Regions from separate parts of the Homo sapiens genome. Here region 2 is linked to region 1. Evidence: read pairs that join two places in POLR2A ChIA-PET (ENCODE). Cell type or tissue: endothelial cell of umbilical vein. All regions are shown on one strand. Links, peaks and the distances in the headings refer to the core of each region. The heading gives the core; the rest is flanking DNA. Region 1 overlaps JAGN1 (jagunal vesicle mediated transporter 1). Region 2 overlaps IRAK2 (interleukin 1 receptor associated kinase 2).

Region 1 (8,230 bases), core at 5,731-8,230:
CATGATACATTTCATCTATGTAGTTTATCTGTTTCACACTTCACAAAACACTTTTATATTTAATCCTCCTAACCCTACCTGTGAGACAGGTAAGTGTTAATTATTGTTTTCATTTCATAGAGAGATAAGGAAGCAGAGGGATAATGATTTGGACAAGGTCAAAGTCTATAGTTCAGGGAGCTCCCCTTTTGCTAGGCCCTCGCAACTCAACTCTCTCTTTTTTTTTTTTTTTTTTGAGACAGAGTCTCACTGTGTCACCCAAGCTGGAGTGCAAATGGTGCAATCTCAGGTCACTGCAATCTCCACCTCCCAGGTTCAAACGATTCTCCCGCCTCAGCCTCCCGAGTAGCTGGGATTACAGGTGCACGCCACCACACCAGACTAATTTTTGTATTTTTAGTAGAGACGGGTTTCACCATGTTGGCCAGGCTGGTCCTGGACTCCTGACCTAAGGTGATCTGAGCCCAGCTTGGCCTCCCAAAGTGCTGGGATTACAGGCATGAACCACAGCACCTGGCTTTTTTTTTTTTTTTTTTTTTTTGAGATAGTCTTGCTCTGTTGCCCAGGCTGGAGTGCAGTGGTGTGTTCTTGGCTCACTGCAACCTCCGCCTCCTAGGTTCAAGTGATTCTTGTGCCTTAGCCTCCTGAGTAGCTGGGATTACAGCTGTGCACCACTATGCCTGGCTAATTTTTGTATTTTTAGTAGAGACAGGGTTTTGCCACATTGGCCAGGCTGGTCTTGAACTCTTGGCCTCAAGTGATCCACCTGCTTCAACCTTCCAAAGTGCTAGGATTATGGGCATGAGCCACTGTGCCCGGTACCAATTCTCTATCATCCTATGGTCTTCCCTCACACAGCCTCATCTTCCTCTGCTCTTGGAACCCAAAAGGGGCTGCCTGACACAGACCCTAACACAGTATGCCTTTTGGCCTTGAAGTCCATCTCTGCAAACAAAACAGTAAGATCTGAAAGGAGGAAAGGGTGGTCTGGCCATACTAAGAATAGGTTAGAGAGCCTTCCCCCAAATTCTACCTAACTCACAGTGGTTTAGAGCTATATAAATATGAGGTTTCTTTCTTTTCTTTTTTTTTTTTTGAGACAGAGTCTCACTCTATCACCCAAGCTGGAGGACAATGGCGCAATCACCACTTACTGCAGCCTCAACCTCCTGGACTCAAGTGAATCCTCCCTTCACAGGCACACACCATTTTGCCTGGCTACATATAGGGTCTGGCTATGGTGCTCAAGCTGGTCTCAAACTCCTGGCCTCTAGCAGTTATCCTGCCTCAGCTTCCCAAGGTGCTAGGATTACAGGTGTGAGCCACTGTGTCTGGCCAATAATGAGTTTTCTTTTTTTTTTTTTGAGACGGAGTCTTGCTCTGTTGCCCAGGCTGGAGTGCAGTGGTGCGATCTCGGCTCACTGCAAGCTCCGCCTCCCAGGTTCACGCCATTCTCTTGCCTCAGCCTCCCGAGCAGCTGGGACTACAGGCACCCGCCACCTCACCCGGCTAATTTTTTGCGTTTTTAGTAGAGAGGGGGTTTCACCGTGTTAGCCAGGATGGTCTCAATCTGCTGACCTTGTGATCCGCCCACCTCGGCCTCCCAAAGTGCTGGGATTACAGGCGTGAGCCACTGCGCCCGGCCCAAATAATGAGTTTTCTAATGCTGGAGGCATGAAGTGAGAAACTTGGTTCTATTCCAAAACAATCCTTCTTCTTTACCCTTATCTTCTGATCTCTCACAGAGAAAATATTGGTTAATTGCTTCTGGTTAAGGTATGGGAGGAGAAGCAGAAAAGAAATGGAGATAAGAAGGAAGAGAGGAAGGGAAAAAAAGGAAGGAAGGAAAGAAGGGAGGGAGGGAAGAAAGGAGGGAGGGAGAGAAGGCAGCAGGGAGGGAAGGAGGAAGGGAGGAAAGAAGGGAGGGAGGGAGGAAGGGACGGAGGAAGAGAGGAAGGGAGGGAAGGAGGATGGGAGGAGAGAAGAGAGGGAAAGAGGGAAGAAAGGGAAGAAAAACAGCATTCCAGGACCCGCTGGAAAAGTAAAAGGAATAAAGGTGAGGAAGAAAGGGGGAAAAAGAAAAGGACGTGTGCATTTTATTTATTGTCTTGCTGGTTTACTTATTTATTGTAGAGACTGTTCCAAAAAGTATTTAAGGTAAGAAGCACAGGGGTGAATTCTGGCACAACCTAAGGAAGGGGAGGGATGGGATCAACATTTGCTGAAATCCTACTATCAGGCTCTGAGTCATGCATTTTGCCCAGTTTATTTTATTTGTACTACAACCCTTGAGTTCACAGTCTTATTACCCCATTTTACAGACTGCAAAACACTCAGGAAGATTAGGTAAAGTCCAAGCACACACACCTAAGAGCTGAAGTCAGCCCCTCACTTGCTGATCTCTCTCCTACGCTTACGCTCTGAGTTCCTCCCCACCCTTGCCCTCACCCCACATTGCCCCCTCCTATTTGGTGCCTGGCCAGCTCAGGCAGCTTGCGTCACAGTAAAGTAAAGCCAGAATGAGTTTTAGGTCTGAGTGAGATTGGAAAAGCCATTCCTCTGACCCTCCCCACCTGCTCCCGTCTCTCCAGGCATCCTACCTGCAAGAGGACACTGTGAGGGGCAAAAAATGTCCCTTCCAGAGCTGGCAGGAAGCCTGTGAGTGCTGCTGACATGCACCTTGTGCACACACATCCCCTTTCTCTGTCTCATACACACACATGCACACACACACAATCACACTTCACACCTGAGCTGGGGGAAGCCCCCAGAAGGCATGCAGGTACTCTCCCTGGAGTCAGAGGGGGAAAAGGGCTGCCAAGTCTACCAGTCCGCTTGCCAATAGATCAGAGCGCTAAACACCGCAGCACTGTGAGAACTTCAGAAATATGAGGCCTAGGAGATGGTGTCCTAAGAGGATGGGCCAGAAGACCTGGGTTCCCCTCCCTGCCAATTTTTCCTCTCTGAGCCTCGCTTTTCTCCTCTGGAGACTCACCGCTATGTCTTCCTGGCCTTTTCTGCCAGAACACACTACTTGGGGAGATCAGAGGGTTTCTGGACCCTGTAGTTCACAGAAGTTACTAAACTTAGCAGTGTGATACAATTGGCAGGGTTAACAATGTAAAGAAAGAAATGAAAGTGTTGGAAAGAAAGGAAAGTAGATCTTATAATAATGTTACCAGTGGTTAGACTTGTAGGAGAGTTGGGATTGTTTGGCAAGTGTCAACAAGGGAGGAGTAACTGTGGCTGGAATAGGAGGTGGCCAATTGGAGTAAAGCAACAAAGGTGTGTTGTAGGGCTTCAGCACAGAGGCCCTGTCTTCTTGGCAGGTGGCTAAGGCCTGTCTCATCTGTGGTTTGTGTCAAAATGAGCTGACCAAGACTTCATGATTAATGATTAATAGCCTTTACTTGGGAACAAAGCCAGGAGCTCAGGAAGTCCTGGCAGGCCCCTGCACATGCTTAGAGTGCACTGTAGGGACCTTGGGCAGCCATTTTTCTTGTCACCGCCTTATCTGTGCATGAACTCTGGTCAGACCATGGAACAGTAGCTCCAGGTTCTTCCTGTAATGGCCAATTCCTAACGTCTACTGGGGCAACTCTGCTCACTGATAGGGAACCCTGGGCAGGAAGGCCCACCAATTAGATCAATGTACACCAACAGTGGGCGAGTATCCCTTCTTTACATCTGCTCTTCCAGAAGGATCAACCTCCAGAATTCTGAGGCAAGAAATTATTGCTGAGAGGTAGAGACTCCCAATCTCAGCGAGGAAGCCAACACTGCTCAACAAGGGAAGGCATTCTGTTACTTATTAAACCCCTACTATGTAGCCTGTCCATACATATTATCTAAGCCTCCCAACAATCCTGGGGGTAGCTAAAATGATGCCCATGTGTCAGATCAAGAACAGAGGCTCAGGTATCTTGCACAAGGCAAAAGTTAGTAAAATGCCTGGCTGGAATTCCCACCTATGTCTGTCTAATGTAAGAAACTGTTGGCTGGGCATGGTGGCTCATGCCTGTAATCCTAGCACTTTGGGAGGCCGAGGTGGGTAGATCACTTGAGGTCAGGAGTTCGAGACCTGGCCAACATGGTGAAACCCTGTCTCTACAAAAATACAAAAATTAACCGGGTGTGAGCAAAGGTTGCAGTGAGCTGAGATTGCACCACTGCACTGCAGCCTAGGCGACAGAGTGAGTCTCAAAAACAAAACAAAACAAAACAAAACAAAAAACACTGTTCATTCCATTATACCACATTGCCTTTCTCATGGCCTGGATTATCTCTAATAGTCCCTTCAACTCCTACATTCTCTCCTCCTGTAAAGATCAGGAAATAACCATCTTTCATATTTATATAATGATACATAGTTCATAAAGCAGTTTCACAATATTTCAACTTTTTTTTTTTTTGAGACAGAGTCTCATTGTGTCACTCAGGCTGGAGTGCAGTGGCGCGATCTCGGCTCACCACAACCTTAGCCTCCTGGGTTCAAGCGATTCTCCTGCCCCAGCCTCCCAAGTTTAGTACCTTCTGTGAACACACTGCTAAGTTTAGTACCTTCTGTGAACTACAGGGTCCAGAAACCCTCTGATCTCCCCAAGTAGTGTGTTCTGGCAGAAGAGGCCAGGAAGACATAGCGGTGAGTCTCCAGAGGAGAAAAGCGAGGCTCAGAGAGGAATAATTGGCAGGGAGGGGAACCCAGGTCTTCTGGCCCATCCTCTTAGGACACCATCCCAAGTAGCTGGAAGTACAGGCACCCACCACCATGCCCATTTGTATTTTTAGTGGAGACGGGGTTTCACCATGTTGGCTAGACTGGTCTCAAACTCCTGACCTCAGGTGATTCGCCTGCCTCGGCCTCCCAAAGTGCTGAGATTACAGGTATGAGCCACTGCGCCCAGCCACATTATTTGATCTTTAGAACAATCTGTGAAATAGGGAGGGTTGATTTTAGTCCTATAATTGGTAGGTGCATTGGTACTTGAACATATCTTCTGATTCAAATAATGTTCTTTCTACTAAATCAAGATTCAACAAGGGAATCTTGTTTGCTTCTGGAACACTACAACCATGAGGCAGGAAAAGGTGATAGGAAAGGTCCACAAAAGCAAAATTCCGACAACCTAACAAGCAGAAAACTAACATAAACCAAATGGTTTTGGTTTGTTTACATTGTTGACAATAATTTTCATAATGGGTCTTTGATAGTACTCTAAGTCCATAAAGTGCCATTCCAATAACCAAAGAAATTTCAAACTATTTGCATCCCAATTCTTTAAAAACGAGCAATCTGTGTCTGGTGCACATACTAACTCCATTATCCATACATTTCCATCTACTACTGCTCTCCAAATTTTCTCTCTACTTCAGTTTGGTTCTATCCTCTGTGAAATACACCCCGACTTTAGTTTACAATAATCCTGTCAATAATTCCATGTGAGGCTGGGCACAGTAACTCACATCTGTAATCCCAGCACTTTGGGAGGCCAAAGCAGGATGATCATCTGAGGTCAGGAGTTCAAGACCAGTCTGGCCAACATAGTGAGACCCTGTCTCTATTAAGAATACAAAAATTAGCCAGGCATAGTGTCACATGCCTGTAATCCCAGCTACTCAGGAGGCTGAGTCAGGAGAATCGCTTGAACCTGGGAGGGAAAGCTGCAATGAGCCCAGATCGAGCCACTGCACTTCAGCCTAGGGAACAGGGCAAGACTCTGTTTAAAAAAAAAAAAAATTAGGCCGGGCGCGGCGGCAGGCGCCTGTAATCCCAGCTACTAGGGAGGCTGAGGCAAGAGAATCGCTTGAACCCGGGAGGCGGAGGTTGTAGTGAGCCAAGATCATGCCACTGCACTCCAGCCTGGGCGACAGAGTAAGACCTTGTCTCAAAAAAAATAAAAATAAAAAAAATAAATAAAAAGAATTGCATGTTTTTCACACCTCCTGTGCAGCACCTAAAAGCAGTAAAATAAGAACTCAGAGAAGGAATTCATGTTCCTTGAATTGAAGGAACCAGAAAGCTCAAGAATTGCCATATTAACTGGGCCTTAAAGGATAATTAATAAAGCAGTATAAAAATAGAAAAGGGAAATTTTTAAGCAAAGGAAACTGGGAAACCACGAAACCTACATGGGGATCCATAAGAGGTTTAGTTGACTAAGACAGCATGAGACTAGGGGTATTGGGAGATAATGCAGGACTGGTGGATTGGGACCACTTTGGAAACCTCAGAGCTTAAGGCATTTAAGTTGCAACAAAGATCATAGTAGGGACTTAATGATCATGGAACAGATAATCCAGAGCTGTACTCTTGGTATATACTCACTTGAACAAAGGGATGCAGGAAGAGGAATGGGTATGAGGCAGAAACACAAAGGTCTGTTTGGGACATACTTATTTTGAGATGATAATTAGGACATCTAGAGGAAGAGGTTTTAGAGTTGTAAGTACTGCCAGCCAGGCGCGATGGCTCACACCTGTAACACAAGCACTTTGAGAGGCTGAGGCAGGAGAATCACTTGAGCCTGGTAGGTAGAGGCGAGCCAAGATGGCGCTACTGCATTCCAGCCTGGGTGAGGGAAATGAAACACTGCCTTTAAAAAAAAAAAAAAAAAAAAAAAAAAAGGCCAGGCACGGTGGCTTACGCCTGTAATCCCAGCACTTTGGGAGGTTGAGGAGGGCGGATCATGAGGTCAGGAGATCGAGAGCATCCTAGCTAACACGATGAAACCCCGTCTCTACTAAAAATACAAAAATTAGCCGGGCGTGGTGGTGGGCACCTGTAGTCCCAGCTACTTGGGAGGTTGAGGCAGAATGGTGTGAACCCGGGAGGCAGAGCTTGCAGTGAGCCGAGATCGTGCCACTGCACTCCAGCCTGGGCGACAGAGCAAGACTCCGTCTCAATTAAAAAAAAAAAAAAAAAAAAAGTGACTCAGTAATGACTAACTACATACACAATGTTTCTAGAACAAAATAATGACTACATCTCTGGAGAGGGCAGAGCTCTGCAGTTACAGATCTGGGCATCATCCAGAGACAATAAAATCAAGTGCAAAGAGACACATTATCTTTCATGCAATAAATACTGCCAGAATTTTAGGTGTGAAAGGGCCTTTAGTTTAATCACAGATCTCTTCCTTCCTGTTTTTAATGTACTTGCTCCACATCATTAGATATTATGTTCACTGTTTCACATGAATAACAAGTTTCTACTGAATTGTAAATCCCTATAAACCGAGGTACTTTAAAATTCTTTTGGATGCCATTATACAGTAGTAGACTCATAACTGATACCCAGTTAACACTGAAAGATAAATGTGAATATCCAACTAAAAGAAGAGCCCATAACCTAAGGTAGATAAATGAGAATGGACTATTTCATAGATGGAGAGATTAAATGTCTGGCCCATAGTTCTTACCAATCAGCTGTAGGTTACAACTATGACTTAGGTTCCCCATACCCAGTCTACTTCTCTATGGCCACTGCTAGGTTTCTCAAGGAGCTTCTACCCATCATCTCCTAGTGTCTAAGGCCACACCTTTCAAGCAACACACCTTTCACACTCTATCAAGCCCCAAACACAAGGCACAGTGTGGGCAGGGCCATCTTTATTGAGGTTTTTAATTAAAATGCTTTGCAGAGGAGACCACAGCCTGCCAAGGGAGCAGCTGCCCAAATGTTTCCTGACCCGTGACCTAGAGATGAAGTAATTTGATTTATTCCCTATTTCCTTTAGTCTCAATGGCTAAGGGGTAATGGATGGAAATGGGGAGAATGACCGAGTAGAGGCAAGGACGAAGCTCATTCTTAAAGAAAAACCTCAAAGTTCAACTTCAAACAGCTGAAATTTGTTTCATAGCTGTTGGTCACCCAGTTCTAGCCAACCAGGAATAAATTATAGTTTTGCCACCTCAGCAGATGGCAAAAGGAGCTTTCCAGAACTTTGGCCTGGTCTGCACCAGGTACCAACATCACAGCTGCTAAAATCACCAGAAGGGATTTTGGAACCGCTGTACTAGTGTCCTTTCATTCGATGGGATGTCCAGGCTTCACCCCAAAGAGGCTTCATTTATGCTTCTTCTCCTGTGTGCTGGTGAACCAAGAGTCTAGGAGCTTCTTGCTGTAGTACAACTGCCAGGCATGCACTTGCACTGCCAACACCAACACCAGGTACATGATGGAAACGGCAGAAAAACCAAAGAGGAAACGGTAGGCCTTGCCATGGCGGTA
Region 2 (13,255 bases), core at 6,076-8,575, 290 kb before region 1:
TCAAACTACACAGTAATTTGTTCTTAGGCTGACTCATGTGGCCAGAATAGATCCCTTCCAGAACAAACAAAAGTGATTCAGCTATAACTAAAGCACCCTCGTGCCAGCTGGCTCTATCAGGGACAAACACAGCTTTCCGCGCCCTCTCTTTTCCTTTCCCTCCTAATCCCTGGGTTTGGCCCTCCAGGCCATACACAGTCACACACAACACACAACACACACACACACACACACACACACACACACACACACTCCCAACTCAAGCTAGACCTGAAATGAGGCAAACCTGAGAGCACAGCCTGCCTTCCTAATTGTGCGATCCCTGGTTCTCCACTGAACTTGTACTCCACCTGCTGCTGAAATGACTCATTCTTTCTCATTCATTCATTCATTCATTTTGTGTTAGGGAATGGGGAATCCTTTATCAAAACTGCCGTAATACTGACATTAAGCTAGTTAAATAAAAGACATCTAATTATAAACTGGGAGGTGCTCTATGCTGAAAACAAACTCGAGGGAGGGGTGCCTGATGGACCTACTTCCATAGGCTGGCCAGGAAAAGCTGCCATGAGAAGGGGCCACATATGCAGACACCCAGAGGATGAAAAGGACTAGCATGGAAGAATGTAGGGAAGCTGGGGAGAGACAGCATTCCAAGGAGAGGGAACACGTGTGCAAAGGTCCTTAGGCAGCAAACACTTGGCATATCCCCGCAAGTGAAGGATGACCGTAGTGGCTGAGGGGAATGACTGAGGGGGAAAGTGGTAGAGGTGAGGTTGAAGAGCCGGGCAAAGGTAGACCATGCAGGGCCTTGTAGGCCACAGTTAGGCAGAACCTTACTGTAAGCGCCCTGGAACTGAGGTAACCTGTAGCTGAGAGAGTACTTACCAAATAACCATCTGCTCTGTCTCATACTCCTGCCTCCTTAGCAATTAGGCTGGGCGTCACGACTGGTTCTAGCCAGTGGATTTTTTTTTTTTTGAGACAGATTCTCGCTCTGTTGCCCAGGCTGGAGTGCAGTGGCGCGATCTCGGCTCACTGCAAGCTCCGCCTCCCGGGTTCAAGCAATTCTCCTGCCTCAGCCTCTTGAGTAGCTGGGACTACAGGCACCCGCCACCACGCCCAGCTAATTTTTTTTTATTTTTAGTAGAGACGGGGTATCACCATGTTAGCCAGGATGGTCTCGATCTCCTGACCTTGTGATCCGCCGGCCTCGGCCTCCCAAAGTGCTGGGATTACAGGCTTGAGCCACCGCGCCCGGCCTAGCCAGTGGATTTTAAGTGAAGATGCTATCTATCACTTCCTGGACGAAGCACTTAACAGCTAGTGAGCCTCTTCCAACCCTCTCTTCCCCAGCCACAGTGACTTTGGAAGCCACATGTTCTAGATGACTTAGCTGGCTACAAGAATGCAGGAGGCTGCATGACCCTTACTGGACTTCAGGTGAGTGGGAAATCAATATTTGTTGCGTTGAGGAACTAGATTTCAAGGTTTATCTGATACCGCAGCATAACCAAGCCTATCCTGGCTAATGCATCATCTGAGTATGTGTCCAAAACTTGCAACTGGAGGAGACTAGTTGTAAGAGCTAAGCATCTAGCAGGAGTTCAATAAAGGATGGTTCACTTCACCCTAGCTCTTACCCTTCCTCTCTGAAACACTGGGGACTGGCTTAGAGGCATTCCACACTCTGTTCATTCTAACACCACTCTCAAGAGACCAACAGTGATTAAAGCCTTGCTTTTTTCCAATGGAATAATGAATGCATGGAAGGAAAAGGTCAAGTGACCTGTCCTTAGCCACTCAGCAATTAACTTTAAGAAAACCTCTAGCTGGGCGTGGTGGTGGGCGCCAGTAGTCCCAGCTACTCGGGAGGCTGAGGCAGGATAATTGCTTGAGTCCACGAGGCAGAGGTTGCAGTGAGCCAAGCTCATGCCACTGCACTTCAGCCTGGACAACAGAGTGAGACTCTGTCTCACAAAAAAAAAAAAAAAAAGAAACAAAGAAAACCTCACCATCTCGTATGCTTTGAACCTTCCCAGTCTACAAGAAAAGTAGATAGGGCAATGTCTTTACCCATTTTCCAGATGGGGCAAGTGATGATGCAATCTAGTAACCTACCAAGAAGCGGGTAAGGTCAGGCAGACCTGAATTCCCATGTTGGCCTCATCACTATGGGCTATGTGGCCTTGGGAAATTACTTAATCTCTGAGCCTCAGTTTCCTCTTCTATAAAATAGGGATAATAAGAGTTGTGAGAAAAGATGCTTACCTGGCACATATCAGGTGCTAAACACAAGCTATTACTAGAACCCAGGTGCTCTGACCCCTGGCCTGTGGTTTTGGCCCAAAACAGTGTCGCCTCCAGTGGCAAGTCTGCAGTGGGCAGGGTCTGGATGTAGGCATGTTCTGTTGTGCCCTAGCAGCTGGAAAGGGGCGGAGGCAGGGCAGCCTTCCAAGAGAGCAGACACACAAGCCCTGTCTGGACCTGGCACAGCCCGGCCCCTTCCGGAGAGGAAGGGTTCATTCTCTTCTGTTTCATTTTACATAGCAGCCCCAAATTTTCCACTCAATGAGAGCCCAGCTCCAGGAAGGAAATGACTCTGGCCGAGATGCCAAACCCAAAGTTAGAAACTGTCAAGAGTTGCACAACCAAGAAGAAACTGCATGAAAATTGTGAAACTCAAGACTTCAGGTAGATAGTAGCAACAGATGGGAAGAGAAAACCTTGGTCACTTCCCAAATCCCTTCGGATTCCTGAAGTGTCTTCCTGTCCTACTCAGTTGACATCTGGAACCTCACAGGCCCAGCCCCCCAGTCCATATAGTGGCCAAAACAGGGGATACTCCCAGGTGGAAGCCCTCCAACGTCTTCCCTTCACTCTCCGGTGAAAGCAAACTCTTGGCGGTAGCCTGCATGGCACTGGGTGGCCTGACCCTGCCCTGTCCCCAGCCTCAGCCCACCCCCAGGCCTTTGTACATGCTGCTCCCCCCGGCTAGATATGTGTGTGTCGTCCTTCACTTCTTGGTCCACTATTCCTTACGGAGGAGGCTCAAGTTTCACTGCCTCAGAGAAACTTCCCCTGATGAGATCAAATCCTCTCATCTTGCACTCTCCTACCTGCCCTCCCCACCTGACCTACATTTATCCTTTGAGCACTCATACTGCAGTGGGTGACATGCATCTGTGTGTTAGCTTCTTATAATTCATCTCCCACTGGACTGTAAGCTCCATGAGGCCTGAGACCTTGGCTGTGTTTTCATGGTTGCATCCCCAGCATCTAGCGCACAGTAGGCACTCAGCAAATGTATTTTTAGGCCAGGCGCAGTGGCTCATGCCTATAATCCCAATATTTTGGGAGGCCAAGGCGGGTGGATCACTGAGGTCAGGGATTCAAGACCAGCCTGGCCAACACGGCAAAACCCTGTCTCTACTAAAAATACAAAAATTAGGCCAGGCACAGTGGTTCACACCCGTAATCCCAGCACTTTGGGAGGCCAAGGCAGGGGGATCACCTGAGGTCGGGAGTTTGAGACCAGCCTGACCAACATGGAGAAACCCTGTCTCTACTAAAAATACAAAATAAGCCGGGCGTGGTGGCGCATGCCTGTAATCCCAGCTACTCGGGAGGCTCAGGCAGGAGAATCGCTTGAACCCGGGAGGCAGAGGTTGTGGTGAGCCGAGATTGCGCTATTGCACTCCAGCCTGGGCAACAAGAGCGAAACTCCATTTCAAAAATAAATAAATACATAAATAAATAAATAAAATTACAAAAATTAGCCAGGCGTGGTAGTGCATGCCTGTAATCCCAGCTACTCAGAGGTTGAGGCACAAGGATCGCTTGAACCCGGGAGGCGGAGGTTGCAGTGAGCCGAGATCGAGCCATGGCACTCCAGCCCAGGTGACAGCGTGAGACTCCATCTCAAAAAGACAAAAAATGTATTTTTAGTTCCTTATTAACTCTCTTGTCCAGCTCCTGCATATCTAAATCCCTGTGGCAGGGCAGAGGGAGAATTTCACCTCACAGGCCAGTGCACCCAGTTTCCAGACTCCACCCTCAGAGCCAGAGCCATCTGCTCCCCACCATCTACAGGCTCAGCACCTAACCCAGCCTTTGGTGGCACTTAATCAGCTCTAGAGCTCAGCATTGATTATAGTGGATTCTCCTTTGCCTGGGAGCCACAGCTGGGATACTCACTTCTGCCTCAATTCCTGCTCTTAAGCCCCTAAGATGCCAGTATATAAGGTCTGGAGCCCGGCCCACAGTCCCCTCCTAAGCCTGGTCATCTGGAAAAATCCCTCTCTGGAGTAGGCCTCTCATCGTTAAGCCCCAGGGTGATGGCGGACCCTAGCCCCAGAAACAGACTCTTCTCACACTGGATGCTGGTCTGAACATACAAGTACTGCCTCTGACCCCCTAGGTTCTCCATCATGGGGCTTCCCTGAGATGCCCAGCACCCTCACCATGGTCACCATTTCCCCAGAGCAGTGACTCACAAAGTATATTGATCTCATGGGCATATCAGTATCAAATGAAAAGGAGTACCATGGTCAAATATGAATGGGAAACAATAGCCTAAATAAGTTTCTTTGCTGCAGGACGTATCAGAGCCTTCACAGTTGGTATGCATTGTAAATCTCCAAAGGCAGAGGCAGTGATAAAGTATGCGGGGTTTCCCGAGTTTAGTTATTCATGAACCCTTTTGTTTGCAGCAGGGTATCTTGCTGGACCAGTCTTCTGAGGCACATGGTGTGGGAAATGCTACTCTAGACCATGATCTGCTACTGCAGATGCCCTGTGCATGTAGTACTCTCCACATGACAATGAGGCAGCTTTCAATTAGGACACAAAGGCAGTATTCCGCCTTCCTGTCTGACCCAGAGGGTGAATCTTCATCCAAGACCCAGTTCTTTCCTGGAGGCTCAGAGGTCACAACATTCACAGAGGACTATTTTTCAACTAGTCTTTGCCAGAAGATGGGAAGTGAAAGTGGAGAGGAGAGGATAAAAAGGGCTTCATTTTACAAAATGGGGCATCGGGAGACATTGCCTATAGCTTATGGAAGAAATGTAAGTACATTTGTTAACACTGCAAAGCCAACCTATAGAGGGACTGAAAATAGTGATAACAGTTGGAGTCACCCTAATCTGAAAACCTGAAATCCAAAATGCTCCAACATCCAAAACTTCTTGAGCAACAACATGACACTCAAAAGAAATGCACTTCAGATACTGGATTTTCGAATTAGGGATGCTCAGCCACTAAGGATATAATGCAAAAATTCCAAAATCTGAAAAAAAAAAAAAAAGTTAGCTGGGCATGGTGGTTTGCACTTATAGTCCTAGCTACTTGGGAGGCTGAAGCAAGAGGACTGTTTGAGCACAAGAGTTCAAAACAGCAGTAAGCTAAGATTGTACCACTGCCCCACTGCATTCCAGCCTGGGCAACAAAGCGAGATTCTGTCTCTATTTAAAAAAAAAAAAAAAAAAAAAGGAAAGAAAGAAAACAAAGACCCAGCCTGTAGCTAACAATCCAAGTCAACAAGAATCCCCATCTTGGGGGATCTCAAGAGTCTGCCTCAGCAGCAGGGAAGACTGTGGTACTAACCTTTCTAATAATCTAATCTCTGCTCCACCTTTCTGAGTTCTACTACTGACCCTCAGAAGAGGTTCTCTGCCAAATACAGAGAGCTCAAAGGCAAAAGTCAAATTAAGAGTCCTGCCTTCCCATCCAACTTACTGTTTCAGGTGGCTTCAAGGGAAGCTCCAGGTAAGCACATTAAATTGGGGGGTGAGGAGGCGAGGCTAAGCGCAGAAGCCAGGAAATAACAGACCAAACACTTCAGGGCTGAGAATTAAGATGTGTCTAGGCTGGATCTTCGGCTGTGATTACCACAGCAGAACTGATTAGAAGCCAAGAGAGCAGAAGCTTCTAGTTTTTTGACAGAACTGTGTTGCCAAAGAAACCACAGCTGAATCTGATAAAAGCTGGAGATTATTTGACTCCTACAGCTCCACTCAAGTCCCCAAACCCACACCAGCAGGAGGTGGTTTGTGAAAGCCAAGGAGCCCTAAATAAAAGCACATTCTTTCCAGTTCCGTTTCAGATAAGGCCACAGAGAATAATGAACGTGGAAGCTCCACTTCCCAGAAATCACGGAGGACCAGGTATCAGAGCAGTGTTTTGTTGTTGTTGTTGTTGTTGTTGAGACGGAGTCTTGCTCTGTCACCCAGGCTGAAGTGCAGTGGCACAATCTTGGCTCATTGCAATCTCTGCCTCCCAACAATCTCTGCCTCCTGGTTCAAGAGATTCTCTTGCCTCAGCCTCCCGAGTAGCTGGGATTACACGTGCCCACCGCCACCTCTGGCTAATTTTTGTATTTCCATTTTTATTTATTTTTGAGACGGAGTGTAGTCTGTCGCCCAGGATGGAGTGCAGTGGCACAATCTCAGCTCACTGCAAACCTCCACCTCCCAGGTTCAAGCAATTCTCCTGCGTCAGCCTCCCAAGTAGCTGAGATCACAGGCCTGAGCCACCACGCCTGGCCTAATTTTTGTATTTTTAGTAGAGACGATGTTTCACCATGTTGGCCAGGCTGGTCTTGAACTCCTGACCTCAAGTGATCCACCCACCTCAGCCTCACAAAGTGTTGGGATTACAGGTGTGAGCCACCGCGCCCAGCCAGAGCAGTGGTTCTTTTTTTTTTTTTTTTTTTTTGAGACGGAGTTTCACTCTTGTTGCCCAGGCTGGAGTACAATGGTGCGATCTTGGCTCACCACAATCTCTGCTTCCCAGGTTCAAGCGATTCGCCTGCCTCAGCCTTCCTGAGTAGCTGGGATTACAGGCATGCACCACCACGCCCGGCTAATTTTGTGTTTTTAGTAGAGACAGGGTTTCTCCATGTTGGTCAGGCTGGTCCCGAACTCCCGACCTCAGGTGATCCGCCTGCCTGGGCCTCCCAAAGTGCTGGGATTACATGCATGAGCCACCGCGCCGGGCCGAGCAGTGGTTCTTAAACTTCAAGGTGCATCAGAATCATCTGGGGAACTTAAGCCAGACTGCTGGGCCTCACCACTAGAGTTTCCGAATCAGCAGATGAGGTGGGGCCCAATAATTTGCGTTTCTAACAAGTTCCCAGGTGATACTGATGCTTAGGATGCTTCGCGAATCACAGATCACTGAGAACCAAGGGCTGCCAGATGGGCCAAGCAAAGAACTTACTCCTTTACCTGGGAATGGAGTTTTGGCCCGGCGCAGGGGCTCACGCCTGTAATCCCAGCACTTTGGGAGGCCAAGGCGGGCGGATCACGAGGTCAGGAGATCACCCTGGCTAACACGGTGAAACCCCGTCTCTACTAAAAATAAAAAAAAATAAAAAAATAGCCGGGCATGGTGGCGGGCGCCTGTAGTCCCAGCTACTCGGGAGGCTGAGGCAAGAGAATGGCGTGAACCTGGGAGGCGGAGCTTGCAGTGAGCCGAGATCGCGCCACTGCACTCCAGCCTGGGCGACAGAGCAAGGCTCCGTCTCAAAAAAAAAAAAAAAAAAAAAAAACACACAAAAACTCCACAAAAAAACAGGGAAGGGAGTTTTACAATTGCTCCTCTGCCAGATTTGTTGACTGCTATAGACAAGTAACTACCTCGTGTTTCTCATCTCAAGTAGGAGTTTTTTATTGTGGCTTCCTGTTCAAATTCCACCATGGAATTTGGGTGTGCTGGGGGAAGGGGATGCAGACAGCTTCTCTTTGGTTGAGAGGCCCTGGGTCACTGGGGCCATTAGAGAAGGCTACACATCACCCACACATACCAGATTTGCCCTAAAGGAAGTGACTGATTAGGCCCCCAGGCCTATCTCCCTTGTGGAAAGCAGATGTTTTATGCAGGTCAAGACAGGTGTATACAGATATCTGGGTGGCCAAAATGGACCGTGGCAGAAACTGCTAATGGTCCCTCCAATACTGATTGCCTCCTTTTCTAGAGTACTAGAAGCTTTAGTTGCACATAAAACCTTGCAACCAAAGATTACATTTCCCAGCCTCCCTTGCAAGCAGGTGTGGTTCTGTGACCAGGTTTGGCCAATAGCTTATGAGGGAAAGTAGGTGAGCAACTTCCTGGTCATGTCCTTAAAAGAAGTGGAGTGTACCCACCTTTTTCCTCTTTTTCCCTTCTTGCTGTCTGCGATGTGCATGTAGGGGCACAGAGGGGCCATCTCAGATGTGAGAAGTCTTGTGTCCACACTGGCAGAACAGTAAAGAAGAAAGAGCCTGGGCCACAAAACCACGGAGCTGCCACTTGAGCCCGGGGCAGCCTGGCAGTCACAGGAGAGGGAAACGAACGCCTGTCTTTTCTCAGCCACTGTGGTCTGCGCTTGTTTTACAGTAGTGAACCTGGAAGGCTAATAGAGGAGCCCAAGACATGGATGGCTAAAAGAGGAAAAAGGGGCTGACTCTGGCCAGCAGATTTGCTAGGGCAAGGAATGGGTAGCTGCTTTCTGTTCTAAGCCTTCTGTACTGATTTATTCTAATTCTCTTATTTATTTATTTATTTATTTATTTTGAGACGGAGTCTCGCTCTGCCGCCAGGCTGGAGTGCAGTGGTGCCATCTTGGCTCACTGCAAGCTCCGCCTCCCGGGTTCCCACCACTCTCCTGCCTCAGCCTCCTGAGTAGCTGGGACTACAGGCACCCGCAACCACGCCAGGCTAATTTTTGTTTGTTTGTTTTAGTAGAGGCAGGGTTTCACTGTGTTAGCCAGGATGGTCTCGATCTCCTGACCTTGTGATCTGCCCGCCTCGGCCTCCCAAAGTGTTGGGATTACAGGCTTGAGCCACTGCGCCCGGCCCATTCTAATTCTTAGAGTATTCAGTGTTTGACAAATTAAATAACTACGGCCTTGGCAACTAAGGCTGAGGAAATATCAAGGAACAGAGACCCACAGAGCCAGCCCTCTACCCATTCAGACCAGGCAGCCACTGCAGTTCACATTTCAAGAGACTGTGCAGGGATATGGCCCCCAGTGGGCCCCTGTCGTACCACTGAGTTCAAGCATGGCCTTCAAAAGGCCACAGTCACATCCAGGCACATCCCCTGGAGAGGTAAGTCCCTCAGGAAGCCACTTCATGTCCAGGACTTCTGGTGTGTGGGGCTTTCAAGTACTGTTTTCTTCAAATTTATCATTAACACCCTTTAAGAGGTGGTGGGCATCCAGCCAGGCGCGGTGGCTCACGGCTGTAATCCTGGCACTTTGGAAGGCCGAGGTGGGCAGATCACTTGAGGCCAGGAGTTCAAGAATAGCCTGGCCAACATGGTGAAACCCCATCTCTATTAAAAATTCAAAAACTTAACCAGATGCAGCGGGGCACACCTATAATCCTAGCTACTTGGGAGGCTGAGGCAGGAGAACCACTTGAACTCCAGAAGCAGAGGTTGCAGTAAGCTGAGATCGCACTACTGCACTCCAGCCTCAGTGACAGAAAGAGACTCCGTCTCAAAAAAAAAAAAACAAATTAGTGGGCATCTGTTTGAACTACTATAGAGATAACAAAAAATTAAAATTAAAAAAATAAAGGGCCTGGCGCAGTGGCTCAGCCTGTAATCCCAGCACTTTGGGAGGCTGAGGCGGGCAGATCACCTGAGGTCAGGAGTTTGAGACTAGCCTAGCCAACATGGCGAAACCCCATCTCTACTAAAAATACAAGGCCGGGCGCAGTGGCTCACGCCTGTAATCCCAGCACTTTGGGAGGCCGAGGCGGGCGGATCACGTGGTCAGGAGATCGAGACCATCCTGGCTAACAGGTGAAACCCCGTCTCTAACTAAAATACAAAAAATTAGCCGGGCGTGGTGGCGGGCACCTGTAGTCCCACCTACTCGGGAGGCTGAGGCAGGAGAATGGCATGAACCTGGGAGGCGGAGCTTGCAGTGAGCCGAGATCGTGCCACCGCACTCCAGGCTGGGCGACAGAGTGAGACTCTGTCCCAAAAAAAAAAAAAGAAAAAAAGAAAATGATGTAGCTGGGCACAGTGGCTCACACCTGTAATCCCAGCACTTTGGGAGGCCAAGGCCGGTGGATCACCTCGGGTCAGGAGTTCGAGACCAGCCTGGCCAATATGGTGAAACCCCCGTCTCTACTGAAAATACAAAAATTAGCCAGGTGTGGTGGCAGGTGCCTGTAGTCCCAGCTACTTGGGAGGCTGAGGGAAGAGAATCGCTTGAACCTGGGAGGCAGAGGTTGCGGTGAGCCAAGATTGCGCCACTGCACTCCAGCCTGGGTGACAGAGCAAGACTCCATCTCAAAAAAAAAAAAAAAGAAAAGAAAAAGAAAAAAAAGAAAATGATGCTTACTCAGGAATAGGGCATTGGAATGAGAGTACACGTGCCATAGTAAACTAAGTGTGTATCCAGGGAGGTTTTTCAAAGGAAAAGTGAAGAGGATTACATAACTGTTTTGAGATAACTATCCTTGAATAACAAGAGTGATTCCAGTCTCCAGGGTCGGATAGGCATTTGCTGGGCAGATGTCCTCGCAGAAGTATTTTTTGTGTGTGGTTACAATGGTCTTTATGCAAGGTTGTGGTTTTTGTAGAGTCTTCCGTGACAGTTATTGTTGTTGGGCATTTATGCATGACAGTCCTCCCTTCATGGCCTTCCCTAGTTCTATTTGTCAGGGTTATTTATTTTTGAAATGGAGTCTCGCTCTGTCACCCAGGCTGGAGTGCAGTGTGCAATCTCCCCTCACTGCAACCTCCGCCTCCCAGGTTCAAGCAATTCTCCTGCCTCAGCCTCATGAGTAGCTGGGACTACAGGAGCCCAGCTAATTTTTTTGTATTTTTAGTAGAAACAGGGTTTCACCATGTTGGTCTGACTGGTTTCAAACTCCTGACCTCAGGTGATCTACCCGCCTCGGCCTCCCAAAGTGATGGGATTACACGCGTGAGCCACCATGCCCAGCCAAGGGTTATTTTTTTTTTTAACACAAAGTCACTCCATATTGATTCTGACAACTTTCGCAGGGGGAATGTAAGGAGAGGAACGGCAGCGGCTCAGGAGCACCGGGCAGGGAGGGGTTTCAGGTGGGTTCCAGGAATGGGGAGGCTGTGGCCTGGGCAGCTAGCTGACCCTCTCCACTCTGAGGAGGAAGGTGTGCTTAGGGAGGCAGCCAGCAGGGGTGGAGACAGAAGTCCAGGGGATGGGGAGGACCATGACTCAAGAGGAGCCACCACTATGCTGCTGGGGGCACACAGAGGAGTCAGGGTCCAGCCTGTGCAGAAGCAGGCCCAGCCACCGTCCTGTGCTGGAACATCACTCCCATTGGTAGCCAGATCGCCCCATTCCCGACCCCAGACAGGAGGGCCTGGAAAGTTGCTTGCCAGCTGAAGGGAGGAGATGTTCTCGCTGCCCCACTGGCCTCCCCGTGACTGGTGTGGTCTGCCCCACAATGCCCCCAAAAGCCCAGCCTGGGCTGTAGCTCTAGATCTCTCCACCTGCACGTCCACCACAGCATCCCCTGCTCTCCTGGTTTATCTCAGAGGGTGGTACTCTCTAGGCCCCCACCCTCAGGCCTTTGCTCCCAGTCCCCCCTCCTGGAAGCCCTCAATGACTCCAGAAGACCTGAGGGATAGGCAGGTGCTGAATCTGGTCTGATGGTCCAGCCAGGTGGTTCCCAGCTCAGGAACCCCAGACAGGACAGCTCCTCCCCAGGTGTCTGGGGCTCCCACCACTGGCTCCTCAGGGCCCTTGCACATGCTGGCCCCTCTCTCCTGAGCTCTTACCCAATGCGTCATGTGGCTGTCTTCTTCCTATTCCTCTAGGTTCACATCCTCACACTGGCCTTCCTTGACCCCCTGTCCTAGGAGGCTCCCCTATCTGGTCACTGTATCCTGCCTGCCCATTTCTGTACTAGTTTTCCTATGCATTAACTGTCTCCTCACAAGACTGTGTCCTCATGAGGGCGGAGGACCTGTCACATTGCCTGTGCTGTATTCCAGAACCTAGGGCAGAACCAGGCAGGTGCTCAGTTAAGTACATGCAGAAGACTGGCTCCCTGCCCTACGCTGAGGGGGTCTCTTTGGGGATGTGAGGAGGGGTGGGGGTAACCAGACCCCCCATCCCCACTGCCTTCTGCTGAGCACCAGCTGAACATCAGGCACTTATTCTCTTCGACTTCACAGCCACCCTTCAGGGTAGGGAGGTATTACCAGCTAAATATGTCCCCATCACACATGATCCTGTTCTCTCAGAGGAGGGTAATTTGTTAATACTAAATATCAATCAACACTTAAAATGCAAAAACCTTCAACCCAGACATTCCAATACTATAATAGAAAGCCATCCCATGGCTACACTTACATGTGTGCAAAACAGGCTCTATACATCTAAGTGTATCATGACACTATACAGAATAGAAAAATGGCTGGGCATGGTGGCTCACACCTGTAATCCCAGCACTTTGGGAGGCCAAGGTGGGCAGATCACCTGAGGTTGGAAGTTGGAGATCAGCCTGGTCAACATAGTGAAACCCTGTCTCTACTAAAACTACAAAAAGTTGACTGGGCACGGTGGCTCACACCTATAATCCCAGCACTTTGGAAGGCCAAGGCAGGTGGATCATTTGAGGTCAGGAGTTTGAGACCAGCTTGGCCAACACAGTGAAACCCCGTCTATACTAAAAATACAAAAATTAGCCGGGCATGGTGGTGGGTATCTGTGGTCCCAGCTACTCAGGAAGCTGAGGCAGGAGAATCACTTGAACCCAGGAGGCAGAGGCTGCAATGAGCCGAGATCTCACCACTGCACTCCAGCCTGGGCAACAGAGAGAGACTTCATATAAAAAAAAAAAAAATTAGCTGGATGTGGTAGTGGGCACCTGTAATCACAGCTACTTGGGAGGCTGAGGCAGGAGAATCTCTTGAACATGGGAGGTGGAGGTTGTGGTGAGCCAAGATCGTGCCACTGCTCTCCAGCCTGGGAGACAGAGTGAAACTTCATCTCAAAAAAAAAAAAAACAACTGAAAAATGCTAGAAGGAACATAAACACATCTCAATAGGGGCAAACAAATCATAGAGCATCTGTCAAAGGAATACAATGTAGCTATTAGAAAGAATGTGTCAATATGAAAAGTCCCCAAGGTCTTTGCTAGGTGAAAAAAAATTCACAATACATGATGTGCTACTAGCTGTATCAAAAGGGGGTTGCAGGCAGGGTGATGTGACTCATGCCTGCAATCCCAGCACTTTGGGAGGCCAAGGCAGGAGGATCA

Evidence for each region. Peaks named below come from ENCODE experiments on the same cell type or tissue, not always from the same donor. Only the 100,000 strongest peaks of a DNase experiment are listed, where the experiment ranks them.
Region 2: POLR2A ChIA-PET joins it to region 1 with 7 read pairs; 4 of 35 experiments call an interaction of 5 or more read pairs at or near these places.

Annotation. Positions count from the first base shown.
Region 1 is chr3:9,893,213-9,901,442 of GRCh38, reverse strand. JAGN1 (jagunal vesicle mediated transporter 1) reads right to left here. Exons shown (of 2, transcript NM_032492.4): 2 at 7,094-8,230. The coding sequence ends at 8,066. Among named protein-coding and RNA genes, the nearest start is that of IL17RE, 5.5 kb to the left of the region's middle. RefSeq lists an enhancer at 3,244-3,538 and a silencer at 3,244-3,538. In endothelial cell of umbilical vein, for the core only: no CTCF peak of the experiment used is centred there; a DNase peak (open chromatin) is centred at 7,032; H3K27ac peaks cover 631 bases.
Region 2 is chr3:10,179,021-10,192,275 of GRCh38, reverse strand. The region is part of intron 2 of IRAK2 (interleukin 1 receptor associated kinase 2); the gene reads right to left. Among named protein-coding and RNA genes, the nearest start is that of IRAK2, 21 kb to the right of the region's middle. RefSeq lists enhancers at 1-94, 2,594-2,673, 5,929-6,429, 6,430-6,930. In endothelial cell of umbilical vein, for the core only: no CTCF peak of the experiment used is centred there; no DNase peak of the experiment used is centred there.